Regions from separate parts of the Homo sapiens genome. Here region 2 is linked to region 1. Evidence: read pairs that join two places in POLR2A ChIA-PET (ENCODE). Cell type or tissue: PC-9. All regions are shown on one strand. Links, peaks and the distances in the headings refer to the core of each region. The heading gives the core; the rest is flanking DNA. Region 1 overlaps ATP2B4 (ATPase plasma membrane Ca2+ transporting 4). Region 2 overlaps ADORA1 (adenosine A1 receptor).

Region 1 (8,384 bases), core at 253-8,252:
TCCCTTCCACAGGGCTACATGACGGCACTTTATTTTAAATCCTTTAAACAAAATACATATGGCTGACCCAAAAATATCAGTTTCTGATCTAAAGAAAACTATAATTTTTGCATATATTTCTATATTTTCTCTCCTATTATGGAAACTAGAACACAAGAAAAAAAACCATTGACTTTTAAAAAGTAGACACAAGCCCTCAAGGGTAACCTGTCAGGCACCATGAGAACCTTTTGTGAACAGGAATGGTAAAATAGCCTTCAAAGCTCGTTATTGGCTTGCTATTTAAAATGATCTGAGGTAATACAAGATTTGATAGAATTAAATCTTCTAAAATAGTTGATGAATATATATGTGAAACCTAACACCTTGGGTGAGCTGTTTTTTTCCCCTATGAGTATTTAAGACACAAAAAAGAATTATTGAAGCATGTACGTTTTACAAAACCAAAATCAAATTTGCTTTCCTATTTCCTACGATGATGGATTATGTAGTCATGGGGATATGTAGGGGACATTGTTTCTTTATGTTTCCTACTGTGGACAGCTCAGGTGAAAGGGGTGAGGGAGGACAGATCCAGAAGAAAAGGCTAGGTGGATCAGGTCATCTTCCTCTCACATGGGAATTTGGCCGTTCATACATCCCCTCTTCTTGACTCTCATCACTCTAGAAAGGGGGGTGGGCTTCATTTATCTAATGGGAGGTGAGAGTCAGGGACATGAACTGGCCCCTACACAGAAGTCAACACCAGCAGGGATACAAATGGAGCTCCTGCAAACGTGGCTCCACGTTGTCCCAGTAAGGAACACTTAAAAAATCTCCTAGCAAAGTCCCCAACTCCTGAGAGGCAGATGGGAAGGGGATGCTTTGGGCAGTATTCAGGGGAAAAAAAGGCACAGGGCTTTACTGGGCAGCAGCTGGAGCATGTGGCTGAAGCGGGGCTGGAGGAAGGGGGAGTGTGCCGGGTGCGGGGGGTCTTTTTCTCGTTTAAGTTGGCAAAATGTCACAGGGGCCTCCCACTTTGGATACATATTTTCAAAATCAGAATATTTGAGAAAGGCTGGGACCTTCTCAGAGACTGGAAAAGTTGTGACACGTGGCAAAAATTAGAATCAGAAACTGGAGAGAATGTCGAAGCTGGTCCCCAGGCACCTAAGCTCAAGGTTTCTGGCCTCTGCAGGAAGGTTTTCTCAGATCATGCTAGAATGGCTCTTTGGCCTCTCCCAAGGCTTCTGAACACTCATTCCCCACCAGTCAGGTCCTGCCCTGGAGAGCCTTGGCAGATGGCTTTGAAAGCAGTGGTCACCCCAAAGAGGAGCCCACAAAAGTCTGCTTTGATGGTCTGTCTTGTCCTAGATTTGGCAGCGTCTGGTCCTCAATATCCAAGCCCAGTAAGGGGGCAGGGTCATACCCAGTTCATTCTTTTGCCACCACTTTAGGAATAAGAGAAAGCTCAGGCTTTCAGGTAAAAACTGTATACCACACATATGCAACCTTCATGGGCAAGGCTGATCTCCCTGGCACTTAAGAACCACATACACTTTACAAGATGGCAATTTAAAAGCAGAAGGTAACCTGGCAACAACAGAGAAATATTCTTACCAGCACTTAATTGCTTCAAAAGGACCCTTTTAACAAAGAAACTGGTTGGATTCTGGAACTAAATCAAGGGTTCTTTTGGGCCAAAAGGGAGAAGGATCTAAGTTTACACAATTCATCCATATCCTTTCCATTTTCTTAATCATCATAAAAAAAAAAAAAAAAAAGGAAAGGAAGGGAAGACAAAAGACAAAGAACTTTGGAGAGGTTTGAATGAAAGGGCAGAAAGAGTTAGAGGCCTACAGGCCTTTAGGTGTAAGTTTTCAAAGTGGGAAAAATTGAAAAACAATCACACTACTGGCGGATTTTATACATTCCATCTCTACCGCAACATATTTCACTTGGGGATATTTGTCTCCCTCTGAACCCTCAACTTAGCTTATAAATGGCACAGACTTGTAGGACAAAATCCAGAATTCAGGAGAGGAACATCGGGGAGAATGTGGGGTGGGGTGATGCCAAGAGGATTGTCATCATTTCTTTAAAAATGACAAGTGACTACCAAGGAGTAGATTCTACCATGACCTGAATGGGGTTTGACTGGGTCCCGCTACAAACCCCAAGTCAAGCTTAAGTTGAAATCCTTGTAAGTCTGTGCTCTTGCCTCTTCATGGTCAGGTAGAGGTTCACTTCACACACACTGCTGTTAACACAGCAGCTGACGTGACAATGAAAAGTCCCATCATCACCTCATAGATGGGATAGACGAAAATGGAAATAGGTAAAATAGGGATGAGAGTCAGAGAAAGAAAATTCAAACTGATGTCTCTAGGCTCTGTAGAGAGCTGTCCGACTGGGGGAGCTGCACTTGGTTGCAATCCACCGCATTGTTGTTTGTATTGGCATATGGAGTGACCTCACCATCCAACAGGAGCACCCTAGTCCCAAACTTAGAAGCCTTGTCAGGATTTTCCTCCTCTTCCTCATCCAGGAGTGGTGTTCGTGGCAACTCCTCCTCTATGGCGAATTCAGGGTGGGTCATGAAGCTGTGGATGGACTTTTGGTTGTAGGGTTTCTGAATGCTTTCGTGGAGGGAACTATGGAACGCTTTGACCACTTTGATCTATACCAGGGGAAGGAAAAGGAGGATGAGAAAATAGAGAGGTGAGAATTGGCCGGCAGAACAAGGAGATGGTGGATTTAGGAGAGAAACAAAACCCAGACTATAAAACATGACTGCTCAGCATCAAAACCAAACACACATCAGAAGAGATCATGGGGCACTAGAAACATCACATGGCTCAACTTTCAAGCAGTGGGGTGGGCTGGGGTGAGTGACGGCAACTAGGACGTTTTGAAAGCTGCATTAAAAAAAGTAGAAAACCCAAAGCAACGTTAGCATTCCCAAACAATCTACTTTTAAAATGAAACAGAAAACAAGAAGTTTCATTAGTTCTTTTAGATGGAGGGCAAGGACATGGGAACTAGATGCAAATTCATAGCCAAACTTAAAAAGATGATTGAGATATGTGGATTTCTGTGCTGAGGCCAAACATTTTGTGAATGTGGAATGGAAAAATTATGCATTGAGGTTTAGTTATCTGTTTAAAGACCTCAAAGAGCCAGCATACACCAATCTGCACATAATACAGGTTGGGTGACGAGTGACCATGAAAACTGTGCAGCCAGGCAGACAAACCAATCTTCATTTGTGTCAGCAGCATGCAGGAACTTAAAACTCTCTAATAATAATTTGCCCTTTCAGCCAGGAAACATGCATATTTTTATATCCCACAACCACCACTGTGTCCCCTCCCCGCAAATAACACAGAACTTCACTCCTTCAGCCCCTTCCCTAGAAGCAGCAGATAAAATACAGGTGTCAAAAGATGCCTTCCTCCTGCCTATTGAGAAAAGACCTGGCTCTCATAATTCAAATGCACGTTCATGTCTCTGATACACAGCAACTGTGCCCAATCATGCTGCTTTCTCTAGCTGTTTCCAAATTGTGAAGAGGAGCATAGTCTTATGTGGAGAAGGGAATGAAAGGGACCAGGGAGAGAAACCTAATCCAGGAGGCAGTGCTACAAACAAGTGGCCTTTCTGATGGGGTGGATGAAGAGGATGAAGGAAAGGAAACCACGTGCGGTTTTACTGGGCAAAAGGAGATGCATTGCCCAGTGTCATAGTCTCTGTCTTACTGCGCAAAAAGGAAGGGATTCGGTCAGTTCAGAGTCATCAAGAAAAAACTGACAATAATTGATGCCTGTGAACAGCTTTTGCTTGTCCACAGGCACCAGCAATTTTGGCAGCTCTGCTTTTCTGAACTGCAGGTCTCTCTGAGGCGTGGCTTAGAATCAGGGATGGTAGAATTGGGGTAGGGGGAGAGGGTTGGAGCTCCGAGAAGTTGGAGAGAGGGGCCAGGGGAAAGGTAAATGGTTGTAGGACGGTTCTAGTTGTTGGAAGGTGGCTGATCCTAGTCTTGTCCAAAAAATCTTCACTCAGAAAAGAAATGGGAGTAATGTGGGGGAAACTGTTGAGGTTGGAGGGGTAGGAGTGATGAAGGTGGGGGTAGGGTACCTCTTTCATTCCTCTGCTGTTTAACCAAAAATATATTCCAGGAGAAGACACAAGAATTTGGAGACAGCAGAGGATACAGAGAGTCAGCCAAATAAACTGGTTGGATCACCTGTTCCAGTGCTTCCTACCACCATACAGAACCTTCATAAATACCACTCAAAGAAGGCTCACTATCAATACTGTTGGTCCGTTTTCTCTGGAGGAGAATGTGTCTCTGCTGGCTAAGGCTTTCTTTATCTCGTCCCACTCTACTACAGCCTGCAGACCCACCCAAGACTGAGGGTGCTCAAAGCTCAGAAGGCAAAGGACTCCTTGCCACTCAACAGTATCAGCTCAACACCTCAGCCAAGAAGAATCAGGGAGCACAGGCACACACTCACCATGCTGAACAGACAGCGAGGACCACATTTTTATTATCTGATTCCTATTTGACCATCTGATGTGCAAATTTTACCTATCATGTTGCCTTTGCTCCAGATCTAGGTGAGATCAGATGGAATGGAGGCTCCATCTGGTCTTCAGGAAGTCTCAAGTTTTCACTGATCTACATAAAATCTCAGAGCAAGGCAATTTGGATTGAGTGAGTCCAAACCCAGTGCCTTCTCCTTTGACCCTGGCACAGATACACTGGCCAAGAGATGGGTCCAAAGTCATCCCACTCCATCAAAGCCATCACTGTCAGGAGTGATAACATAGCCCACATTTTTCATATGTTTTCAAGATCTCAAAATTTCTACTGAATATTACAGGAGGGCAGGTGCCTTTATCCGCCAGTACATCATCTTCAATATCAGTGATTTTCAATTTCCTGCTTCCATTCAATTGAATACTTTGTTGGAAAAAATTACATGTGAAGTCCACTATAGAAAATAAATTTGTAACAACTGGGGTTGGAGTGAGGGTCTGGAGCCCTGTTTGTTGGCTTTTCCTCTCACCTGTTGGGGTGACCAATAATACTGTTACAGGTAAACAATGAGGAAGATAAAAGTGAATTGGGGATGGGTAGATGGAAAAAATATGGGAAATGTCTTTTGGGGAGCAAGAAACAGTCATCCAGCTAGACTGCAGGACTTCTGGAATCTAAAGGGAAACCAGCCACCTGTAAGGAAGCTCACGTGAAGAGGGGTCAGAGAGCTAGGGAGCACCAGCTGGCTTGGTGGGTGGAGAGAAGGGTGAGGGAGGAGAGGGCATGGGGCTGTGCCAGGATGCCCCAACTCCAGCACTGGCCTCAGAGAACACATGCTGATGAACAATCATGCACTATATCACCACCAATCCACCCAGGGCTGGCATCTCCCCTTCCTGGAGCATGATGCCTGGTGCATGAGCAGTGTATGGGGACAAGACAGGGCTAGTGAAGAAGGTGCAGGGAAAGCTTTGAGCACTCTCCACACAGCCAGTCAACCCTTCCCTTCCTGGTCATCATTTCTCAAAACCTTGGGGAAATGTCTCTTTTGGGGCCCTGGCCTACAGGTGGAAGTGGCTGGTTGAAGGGCAACTCTTTTCATGACTCAGGAGACTGGGTATGAGTGCTGAGGGCTACTCTCTGCAGCTCAATGAGTGGGCAGGTGAAGACTCCATTTTCTCATTCTGTAGTTTTCTGCTTTTTTTTTTTTGGGGGGGATGGAGTTTCACTCTTGTTGCCCAAGCTGGAGTGCAATGGCGTGATCTCAGCTCACTGCAACCTCCGCCTCCCGAGTTCAAGCGATTCTCCTGCCTCAGCCTCTAGAGTAGCTGGGATTACAGACGTGCGCCACCGCACTCAGCTATTTTTTTTTGTATTTTTAGTAGAAATGAGGTTTCACCATGTTGGCCAGGCTGGTCTCGAACTCCTGACCTCAAGTAATCCACCTGCCTCGGCCTCCCAAAGTGCTGGGATTACAGGCGTGAGCCACCGCGCCAGGCAGTTTTCTGCTCTTTTCAGAAACCAGAAGAAAAGGATTAGGGCCTCCCTATGCAGGGAAATCTTAGAGATCTATCTAATGAAGGTTGGACAAACAGTTGAATTCATTTGGAGATCTGGAATGGGAAAGAGGGTTTTAAAATGTATGGCTATAACTTCTAGGAGCTCCAACTAAAAAGGCACAGCTGGAGAAAGAGCAGGTGTGGCCTGTCTCTCCTCTGATCTAGTCTTTGAGGATTTGGAGCACACCCTCTACCAGCTGCTCTACAAGATCCCAGTCTTCTGCTTAGTCTTCTACTTAGTCTCCTTCCACCATCAAACCATCAGGATATCTGACACTAACCCTTCCTATCAGAAAGGGATGATTAAAACAGAACAGAAGCTAGTTAGAAGGGGATGGCAGAACTAGAAGGAAAAAAGGAATTAAGAGAGGAATATGAAAGAACTGGTGGGAGAGGTTCCTGGATACTTGCAGGGCAAGACTTAGTGAGTTCTTTCTTGCCTGTTTTTTTGACCTAAAGAAATTGTATGTATCTCTATCAAGTTCCACCCCCATTCCTCACATCAGAACACTTTGGCTAAAGAGACAAAACAAATCTAAGTCTGGTCAACCCACACAGTCCGTGATCATGTGAACCACAGACAAGGCAACTGTTCTTTCTTGAGCCCCTTTGCAGAGGTCGGGGTGGGGGGTGGTGAGGTTGGGAATGGGGGAGGAAGGAACAGACTGAACACTCAGCTATTTGAAACCCACATTATATTTAATACAGATAAACTCCTTCCCACATTATCAGCAAAGAGCTGGCTACCTTCTCTCTCCTCTCTGAGTCCCATTTGGGGAAGGGAAAATGACCAGGAATAGGAAGACATAAGCATTAGCAAGAATCCAAGAATCTACCAATGGGAACACCAGATCTTAGGTTGTGAGTTGATAATACTCCAATTGCAAGTCCGGCTGAGAAAGGGCTTCCTGAAACTTTATGTGCAAAATAAGTGCTGGCTATTGGTGAAACAATCAAACTAGAGAAAAGGAGAAGCAAAATAAAAGGCACTCCTCTTCAGAAACTCCTAAAAGTTTAGTAAATGAAGAAAAAATGTTATTTTGACTCTTTTGTATATTTCTCGTACCTTCATGTGAACTAATTGATTTTTTTTCTTCGTTTTTTTTTTTTTTTTTTTTTTTGAGATGGAGTCTGTCTCTGTCACCCAGGCTGGAGTGCAGTAGAGCATCTTGGCTCACCGCAACCTCCGCCTCCTGGGTTCCAGCGATTCTCCTGCCTCAGCATCCTGAGTAGCTGGGACTATAGGCACGTGCCACCATGCCTGGCTAATTTTTGTATTTTTTAGTAGAGACAGGGTTTCACCATATTGGCCAGGCTGGTCTTGAACTCCTGACCTTATGATCCACCTGCCTTGGCCTCCCAGAGTGCTGGGATTATAGGCGTGAACCACTGTGCCTGGCCTTTTTTTTTTTTTTTTTGAGATGGAGTCTCACTCTGTAGCCCAGGTTGGAGTGCAATGGTGCTATCTCGGCTCACTGCAACCTCTGACTCCCGGGTTCAAGTGATTCTCCCGCCTCAGCCTCCCGAGTAGCTGGGATTACAGGCACGCACCATATTGCCCGGCTAATTTTTGTATTTTTGTAGAGACAGGGTTTCGCCATGTTGGCCAGGCAGGTCTTGAACTCCTGACCTCAGGTGATCCGCCCACCTCGGCCTCCTAAAGTTGGGATTACAGGTGTGAGCCACAGCACCCAGCCAAGATTAACTGATTTTTAAACCGGAGTCCCAGAAAAGTAAAATAACGGGGATGTTCAACCATATACATTTGAACTGAACTACTTTCTTTTCTTCACCTATAGCTACAACTTTTTTTTTTTTTTGAGACAGAGTCTTGCTCTATCGCCCAGGGTGGAGTGCAGTGGCTCTCCACTTGGCTCACTGTAACCTCCGCCTCCTGAGTTCAAGTGATTCTCCTGTCTTAGCCTCCCGAGTAGCTATAGGACTACAGGTGCCCGCCACCACGCCCAGCTAATTTTTTGTATTTTTAGTAGAGACGGGGTTTCACCATGTTAGCCAGGATGGTCTTGATCTCCTGACCTCGTGATCTGCTTTGGCCTCCCAAAGTGTTGGGATTACAGGCGTGAGCCATCGTGCCCAGCCAGCTACAACTTTTATGCTAAAATTGCCAGTCAGCAATACAGTGGTGGCCAAATGGACTATTATTATTGACCAAGTTTAATACTGGCTCAATTATGACAGGTCCACTAGTCAAAACACACCCATGGGCACATTAGCTCCCTTCCTACCTTTCCTCAAAAGATCCCAAACTTTGCCCCCATGTAAAGAAAGCTCTTGGGTTTTCC
Region 2 (8,384 bases), core at 48-8,047, 600 kb after region 1:
ACTGCATCCTCCCAGTTGCTTAGAAGTAAAAGTCTGGTCATATTGATTCTTCTTTCTCACATCCAATCTATAGGAAAATTCCCACATCCAACCCATAAGCAAATTCTTTGGCTCTTTTTTTCAAAATACATCATGAATTTAAACAAATCATGGTACATTCATACAATTGAATTCTAACAGCAATGAGGGGAAAAGTCCCATTCAGTAACAGGGATGAATCTTGGCAAGAATTTTGAGCTTCAGAAGCCAGACATAAAAGGGTGCAAACTGCTTGACTCCACATATAAAAGTTCAAGAACAACCAAAATCAATCTATAAGGATAAAGATCAAAATAGAGGTTGCCTTTTGGAGGGTACTGACTGGGAGGGAGCCCCATACAATGCTGGAAGTGTCCTAAATATTGATCGGGGTAGTGGTATATAGGTATATACATATGCAAAATTTTATAGAGCTGAGTACTTGAGGTTTATGCACTTTACTGGATAAAATTTTTACTTTGATACAAAGTAAATTAAAAGTTAAAAATTTTAAATGCATATCCAGAATTAACCACTTCTCACCACCTCCTCTGCTATTGTTCAGATTAGAGCCACCTCCGTCTTCCCTTACCTGAATCACTGCAATAGCACCTAACTACTCCCGTTTGCACCCTTGTCCCTAAAGCACATTCTCAACACGGCAACGAGAGTGATCCTTTAAAGCCTAAGTCAGATCATGTCACATCTCTGCTCTAAATCCTGCAATGGCTCACCATTTCCCTCAGAGTAAAAGCCATTGTCTTTCCAGTGGCCTCCATGCTGTACCTGGGCCAGTGACCCATTATCTCTGACCACTCTCTCCCTTTATCTCTCCATCTCAGCCCCACAGGCCTCTTTGCTAGTCCCTAAACCCTTCAGGTACATTCCTATGCTAGGGCCTCTGTTCTAGTTCTTTCCCCTGCATGGCATGCCCTCCCTATATCTGCATGGTGTGTTCCCTCACCTCCAGGGTTTTGGTCAAATGGCACCTTCTCAGTAAAGCCTCACGGACCACCCTATTTAAAGTTGCAACCCTTTCTCCCAGCCCCATTCTGGGCTGGGGCATTTCCAATCCCATTTACCCTGCCCCCTTTTTCTTTTTTCAATAGCACATTCTACCTTCCAACACTCTACATGATTTAGGTATTGCATTTATTATCTAGCATCTGATTTCCAATTCATTAGAATTCAGTCTCCATGAGGATCTCTGTTTTATTAATGAAAGTATCCCAACAGACCCTGGCTCATATGAGCACTCAATAAGTATTTGTTGAATAAATGAACAAATGAATGAATTAATGAATGAGTAGGTCTATCTGTACCAGGGCCCGGTGTAGGGACAAATCAGCTGCCCTTCTCTCTCAAAGGGGAAGCAAGAGGCAAGAAGGTAAGTTCAAAGAGCCTTTCCTACACAACCTGAGCTGCATGGAGTGAGTGTGGAGTGGGATCCAGCTGCCCAGCCCAGCTCTGCAAGGCATCAGCTGCCAGTCTCCTGCCATCCCCACTCCCACCACAGGTGGGGTGAGAGTTTCTCCTTGGCCACCTTGGTCTGTGGGAATCCATCATCTCAGCAGAGACTCTGAGCTGTCAGACAGAGGTAGAGACCAGATCAGCCTGCCCATCTGTGTATCCCCAGGCCTGGCCAAGTGCCTGACATATAGCAGGTGCTCAAAGCACACTTATAAAATAGATAAATGGATGTTGCCAGCCCCTCAGCCCCACACCTCTCTGCAGTTCTGCTGGGGAATAAAATTCCAAGGTAAGGAGCAAGGCAGGAGAAGGTACCCCCATGTCCTCTCCCTTGGGGTCAGGGAAGCCCCTTGCCAGCTGCCCCCATCTCCCTGCCCACCTTCAAACCAGTATTTCTAAGAGGACGTGTATGCCAAGACCCACCCATCTGCCTCTCCTTCTTCTCCTTATCCCCACGACCACCTGCCTGCCAGGCTTTTCTTTGGACTGCGGCAGCTGATAGTTCCCTCTGGGCTTGAATTAAGAAGGCTGAGGTTAAAGGAGTGATTCATGCCGCCCAAGGAGCCGTGTCTCTCCACTTCCTTCCTCTCTGCTCTATGTGTCTGTCCCCACCTGCCGAATGAGGCCAACCAAGATGTGCCTCACCCCAAGTCCTCTCCCAGGGACACTGCTTCCTCACCCTCAGGATGCCGAGGCCTTCAGGAAAGAGACCAGGCAATAAGGACTAGACTTGGGGCCCATACAGTCCTGCCCAACCCAGCCCAGAAGGGGAAGTGGGCTAAAGAATGCCAAATGCCCCCGGGGGATTTGCAGTGTGGGTAAAATTGGGGAGGGAGAAGGGAGAGTTGGAGTAAAGGGACTTGGGAAATATTTAACCTCACAAGGCAATCTTTCTAGATAGCACCTACACTATTTACTGGGTGACACAGCCCAGGTTCTGACTTGGCTCTGACCCTATGAACATTGTGAATCATTAAAGTGTTTTTTTGTTTGATTTTATAATTTCAACTTTTTTTTTTTTTTTTGAGACAAAGTCTCACTCTGTTGCCCAGGCTGGAGTGCAGTGGCATGATCTCAGCTCACTGCAACATCTGCCTCTTGGATTCATGCAATTCTCCTGCCTCAGCCTCTCAAGTAGCTGGGATTACAGTCGTGCACCACCATGCCCATCTAATTTTTGTATTTTTAGTAGAGACGCATTTCACCATGCTGGCCAAGATGGTCTTGAACTCCTGACCTCAAATGATCTGCCTGCCTCGGGCTCCCAAAGTGTTGGGATTACAGGCATGAGCCACCGCGCCCAGCCTCAACTTTTATTTTAATAGATTAAGGGGTACATGTGCAGGTTTGTTACACAGTAAAGCATTTTTCATAACAATAAATAATCAGAAACAATTGAAGTAGCCAGTGATATAAGAATGCATAAATAAAATATGATATTCAAATATTCATTTATTCAAAAATTTTTCCGGCATGCCTGCTCTGTGCCAGGCATGGGGAAATGGGGGTATGTAAGCAGATGTGTCCCTGGCCTTTGGGAACTTACCAAGCCCAGAAAGAGCGACATTGACTAGAAAGCTACCCAGGTGATGAGTGGTGGACTTGGAAGGAGAAGGAGATCCAACTTGAGTGTCTACCAGAGGAAACTGGTCCAGGTGGGGTGGGGCTCAGGGAAGGCCCCCCTAAGGAGAGCCCATTTTAGCTGAGACCCAAAAGATGAGTAATAATACAATCCAATATTATACCGCCATAAAAATCCTTACAAAATCATTTTAGTTGACACAGGGAAATGCTTATAATGTTAAGTGAATAAAATAGGATATAAAACCATGTATATATAGATGTTCTCAATATGTAAAAATAATATATCTATATATATGTGTGTGTGTGGAAAAATTTTCTGGAACACCAAAATGTTAACGGTAGTTCTCTGTAGGTGGTAGAATTACTGGTGATTTTACCATCTTTATTCTTTCTTCCATTTTTCACAATCAACATGGATTGCTTTTATGCTTGGAAATAAATAGCAAATGTCAGGGTGCGGCCCCTACAGATCTGCCTCTGGGTAAAAGGCATCCTGGCCATTCTCCGGCTTCCACGCAGAGCTGACACCTCGGCAGGTTGCCCCTCAAGCACTCAGAAACTTCCGGGAAGCCACCCGATGCCAGCTGGGGGAAGCTTTCACACTTGAAAGGAGTCCAGATGCCTCTTCAATTAAAGGCCATGTTCTCCCTTGGCCCAGCAAGCTGCTTGGCCTAACACACCTGAAGGCTATCCCTAATTCAGAGAAATTATCTTCTCAATCACAAAGCAACTTCCCTCCGCCTCATTCCCCTCTAAGCCTGCCACTGATCTGCTGACTTCACCCACTGAGGCTGCATACTTTCCTTTTCTGTTCCTTGAGGGGCGGGTGACTGCAAAGAGCTCTTCTGCTCAAGCTTTTTACATCAGAGGCGGGGGAGCAAGCATCCAGATGGGAGGAGGAAAGAACTCCCAGCCAAGTAATCTTGCGTAAGCTCCTCCTCTCTCCAATCTCAGTTTCCTCCTCAGTCCGCAAGTGTGAGAGTTTGAGCTTCAGGGCTTCCTCCAACTCCTCTTCCCTCTTAGACACTCCAGGCCTATGACTAATCCATCCTTAGATACAGGATCTGAAGACGGCCTACCTCTCTGAAAGCAGAAGGCATGACCTGAGAGCAACTGTTCTGGGACCCAGAAGCCACAGACAGTCACCTGCGGGGGCATGACGGCACACAAGGCATTTCAGGGTTGTCAAGAAAAGCCCAGGCTAGCCAGGGTGGGGACAGCTAAATTGATGCCTAAACGCAAACGTGCCCTAATTTACCAGATTTCTTTCCCCACTCTGGCTCAGCACGCCGAGCTCCTCCACCACTCCTTGCTGTGGTTCCCCGGGTCAGCAGCCCAGTGGGGCAGGCTTCAAGCTATGGACAGAGGCAGGAACTGCCAAGGGCTCAACTGCCCACTGGAGTGAAGGTGGAGGGGAAGATGCTGGGCGGGGACTGAGCAGAGTGCAGAGGCCATTGGCAAAGATCAGAGGAGAAAAATCACCCTACTGACAACTTCATAGAAACTCCTCCAAAAATCCTACAGCTTCTTGGGCTGACGCAAGATACACATGGGCTTACTGGTTAAAGGCATCTGTTAGGCCTAGAGTCAAATCCTGCTTCTGCCCCTGACAAGCTGTTTGGGCAAGTTACTGAAACTCCCCAAGCCTCAGCCCTCAATTTAGCTAAAGAATTGTCTATAGAGAGGCCAGGCGAGGTGGCTCACGCCTGTAATCCCAGCACTTTGGGAAGCCAAGGCGGGTGGCTCACCTGAGGTCAAAAATTCGAGACCAGCCTGGCCAACATGGTGAAACCCCATCTCTACTAAAAATACAAAAAATGAGCTGGGCATGGTGGCATGCACCTGTAATTCTAGCTACTCAGGAGGCTGAGGCAGGAGAATCGCTTGAACCTGGGAGGTGGAGGTTGCAGTGAGCTGAGATTGTGCCACTGCACTCCAGCCTGGGCGACAGAATGAGACTCCATCTCAAAAAAAAAAAAAAAGAATTGTCTATACAATGGGGGTAACAATAAGCTCTACTAGTGAGACTATGAACATTGAATGAGATAAAATATATTAAAAACATAGCATTGTTCCTAGCATACACTCACTAGGAGCTAAAACACACAACACAACAAAACCCTCCCGGGATCCCAACACAGCACTGGCAGGAGTCAGGATAAGGAAGAACCACAGAATTAGAGCTGAAAGGTACCTCAGAGACCTCAAATCCAACCCCTTCATTTCTTTCTTTTTATTTATTTATTTATATTGAGACAGAGTCTTGCTCTGTTGCCCAGGCTAGAGTGTAGTGGCGCAATCTCGGCTCACTGCAATATACGCCTCCCAAGTCCAAGTGATTCTCCTGTCTCAGCCTCCCAAGTAGCTGGGATGACAGGCATGTGCCACCACGCCCAGCTATTTGTTTTTGGTATTTTTAGTAGTGATGGGGTTTCACCATGTTGTCCAGGCTGATCTCGAACTCCTGGTCTCAAGGGATACACCCATCTCAGCCTCCCAATGTGCTGGGATTACAGGCATGAGCCACCATGCCCCACCTCCAACCCCTTCATTTAACAGATGGTGAAGGGGAAAGGCTCAGAGAGGCTGAATAACTTATCAAAGGTTGCATAGCTAATTAGTAACAGAGCAAGGTTCAAACTCAGGTCTGCCTGACTCGCAAACACCCACCATCCCTCACTCCACTCCAACCCAGCTGGCCATGGACAGCCCCCTTGCTAGGGTCTCCTTCCCACAGAGAGGTTTGGTCAGGGAGCCCTCTGTTGGCACACTTCCCTACAACTAGCCCTCGGGAGTAGGCACCAAATTGCCACCAAGAAAGCTCTGGGTGAGGGGTTAAGGGACAAATAATAGAGATTCCCTAGAACCAGGAGCTGAGGGGAATAGGGCTTCAATTACCAAGCATGGGGAGGTGCTATGCAAATAGCGTGCAAATTATATGCAAATGACCACAGGTTACTGATGAATCAACAATTTGAGCTTAAAAAGAAAAAATTTTGTAACTGGATCATATTATATGGTGTGAATCTCTTTTCTCTCTTGGTTTTCTGCCAAGTAGAAAGAAAGAAAATTTGTGGTTGACTGACCAAACCATGCCCCACTTGGTGATAGCCAGCAGACACCTGTATCCGGGTGCCCCAGACACGCCTCACCAGTGCTCGGTCAGTACGACTCTCTGTGCCCAGGGCCACATCTACCTTTGACTGGCATGTCAGGGCAGCAAGCCTGGTGCCTGGGGACCTCTGGCCAAGAGGAGTTTCGTAGACCCAGCAGCCTGCTGACTCCAGCCACGTAGAGGGGAGCAAAGCATGCTGTTCCTCCTGGAAGGGACCTGGGCAGTGCCACGCAGGAGCCCAGAATGGCCCAACACCTCAGCCAGGATCCCTGCTTGAGAAGTGAGGCCCCAGCAGCCTTTCCCTAACTCAGGAGAAAGGCTCCTCTCCATGGGGCAGGACACTCCCAGGCACTGCTGGTGTGTGGCTGTCAAGGAGCCACGCTGAGCCAGTGGGGGCATCTGTGGTCATGGCCCTGAATCAGAAGTGGGGACAGGTCTAGCCCACAGCAAGAAAGTGAGAGGTTAGACTTCTGGAAGATAGGCTTGAGGCTCAACTGTGTGTGTTCCGTAAACCTGGCCAATTCAATCAACGTTTACTGAGGGTCTGTGATGTGCCAGACACTGAGCTGGGCATTCTGAAGAATTTGCAGAAATAGATAAGATGTGGATGCTGCCTTGAGGCACCAACACTGCACCAGAGGAGTAGAAACATGTATAGATATAACTTCACAGTACTTAGACACCTCCTGGGAGATGTGTTGCGTATGTGTTTGTGTGCGTGTTTCTTCGTGTGTATGTGTTGACACCGAATGACACCTAAGAGCGTGAGTGGCAGGAGTAGGGCTCACCTATCCAGCCACACTTGAGCCATATGTTAATAGTGACAATAAAACTACAAATAAGACCTCCCTATGGCTTGCATATATGAGGCATAATATTAATACAAGTGCTTCGCATATATGAGTTCATTAAATTATTCCAATAACCCTAGGGAGTAGGCACTATTATTAATGTTCCCTTTTATACATAAGGACATTAAAGCTTAAAGCGGTTAGGTAAGTGACTTTTGCACAGCTAGAAATTCCCAGCAAGGATTTGAACTCAGGCCCATGGCAGCCTCTGTGCAGGTCCCTGCCTCCACCCTCAAAGGACAGCTCCCCAGGACCCCAGCTCCAAAGCCACAGCAGCTGCCTCCTGAAGGAATAAGTCTGCTGTTCCCACCAGTGCAGCCATCCCAGCCCCACAGGGCAAGTAGGGTGCATTCTGTCACAGCAAGACGGGACCTTTGGCTCACCTTAACACTCACTCAGCAGACAGAATTTCTCCAGCAGCCTTCCTACAGCTGGACATCTGCATGAGTTTCCAAATGTGGCAACACTTCGTTATAATGGCCAGGCTCAGAGGCCCCGCTCTTCTAATGCACTGAGACCAGCTTTATATGTGCAGCCCAGCAGCAACCTGGGACTAATGGCAGCATGTGGGCCCCTCAGTGGATGAGCCTATGGGGCTTCTGGCTGTGTTCCCTTATTCACCCCACCTTCCCTGGAAAACCTGGAGGGTGGAGGGAGGTAGACAGGGCAGAGAGACTGGCATCAAGCCACTGGGCATGGGGAATCAGGAAGGAAGGCAGATAATTAGATCACACTTCTGAGTGAGCTTCAAGGAGACCCTCTGAGTCTTAGTTTCCCCCTTTAAAAGCTCCTGCTCCACCTCCCTTACAGCGGCGTGATGATAACAGGAAAAAATCATGCATGTAAGAAAGGCTTTGAAAAGTTAAATGTGCACAAATGTAACACAAAGGGAGAAACATGGGTCCCTAGGCCTGCCCGGGCAAGGGGCCAAGTGAGGTCAGAGGCCCTACATCCCAGAGAAGCTATGCCGGGGGTGGCAGGTGCTGGAGATGGCCAGAGCTCCCCAGGAGAAAAGGAATCTACTGGGGGCAAGAATTCAAAGAGGGGGCAAGCATGCCTCACAAGAGCGTCCCAGCAGGGCCAGTCCCTGGCAATATGCCCAGGCACTCGCTGGCACTTGGTGGCCCAAGGCACTGCCTGGTGATGAGATTGTGGCCTGGCAGGGAGCTCCAACATGGGCTGGACACCCACACTGAGGACGGCACCAGCAGGCCACCCATCCCAGTGCTGCCTGGGAGCAGCACAAGCACCTCTACTGTGACCAGCAAAGAGGTGGTTTTGCAACAGAACAGCAATATGAGAAGTAGGCACCAGCATTTTTCCTTCCTCCTGTCTGTAACAGAGGT

Evidence for each region. Peaks named below come from ENCODE experiments on the same cell type or tissue, not always from the same donor. Only the 100,000 strongest peaks of a DNase experiment are listed, where the experiment ranks them.
Region 2: POLR2A ChIA-PET joins it to region 1 with 13 read pairs; 3 of 35 experiments call an interaction of 5 or more read pairs at or near these places.

What each region holds. Positions count from the first base shown.
Region 1 is chr1:203,733,821-203,742,204 of GRCh38, reverse strand. ATP2B4 (ATPase plasma membrane Ca2+ transporting 4) reads right to left here. Exons shown (of 21, transcript NM_001684.5): 21 at 1-2,659. The coding sequence ends at 2,351. LOC102723543 (a long non-coding RNA gene) reads left to right here. Exons shown (of 2, transcript XR_426890.4): 2 at 4,158-5,011. Among named protein-coding and RNA genes, the nearest start is that of LINC00260, 7.4 kb to the right of the region's middle. In PC-9, for the core only: no CTCF peak of the experiment used is centred there; no DNase peak of the experiment used is centred there.
Region 2 is chr1:203,129,787-203,138,170 of GRCh38, reverse strand. All of the region lies in intron 3 of ADORA1 (adenosine A1 receptor), which reads right to left. Among named protein-coding and RNA genes, the nearest start is that of ADORA1, 6.3 kb to the right of the region's middle. RefSeq lists an enhancer at 3,101-3,988. In PC-9, for the core only: CTCF peaks have their summits at 1,354 and 1,564; DNase peaks (open chromatin) are centred at 2,100, 2,340 and 4,050; H3K4me3 peaks cover 975 bases; H3K27ac peaks cover 3,735 bases.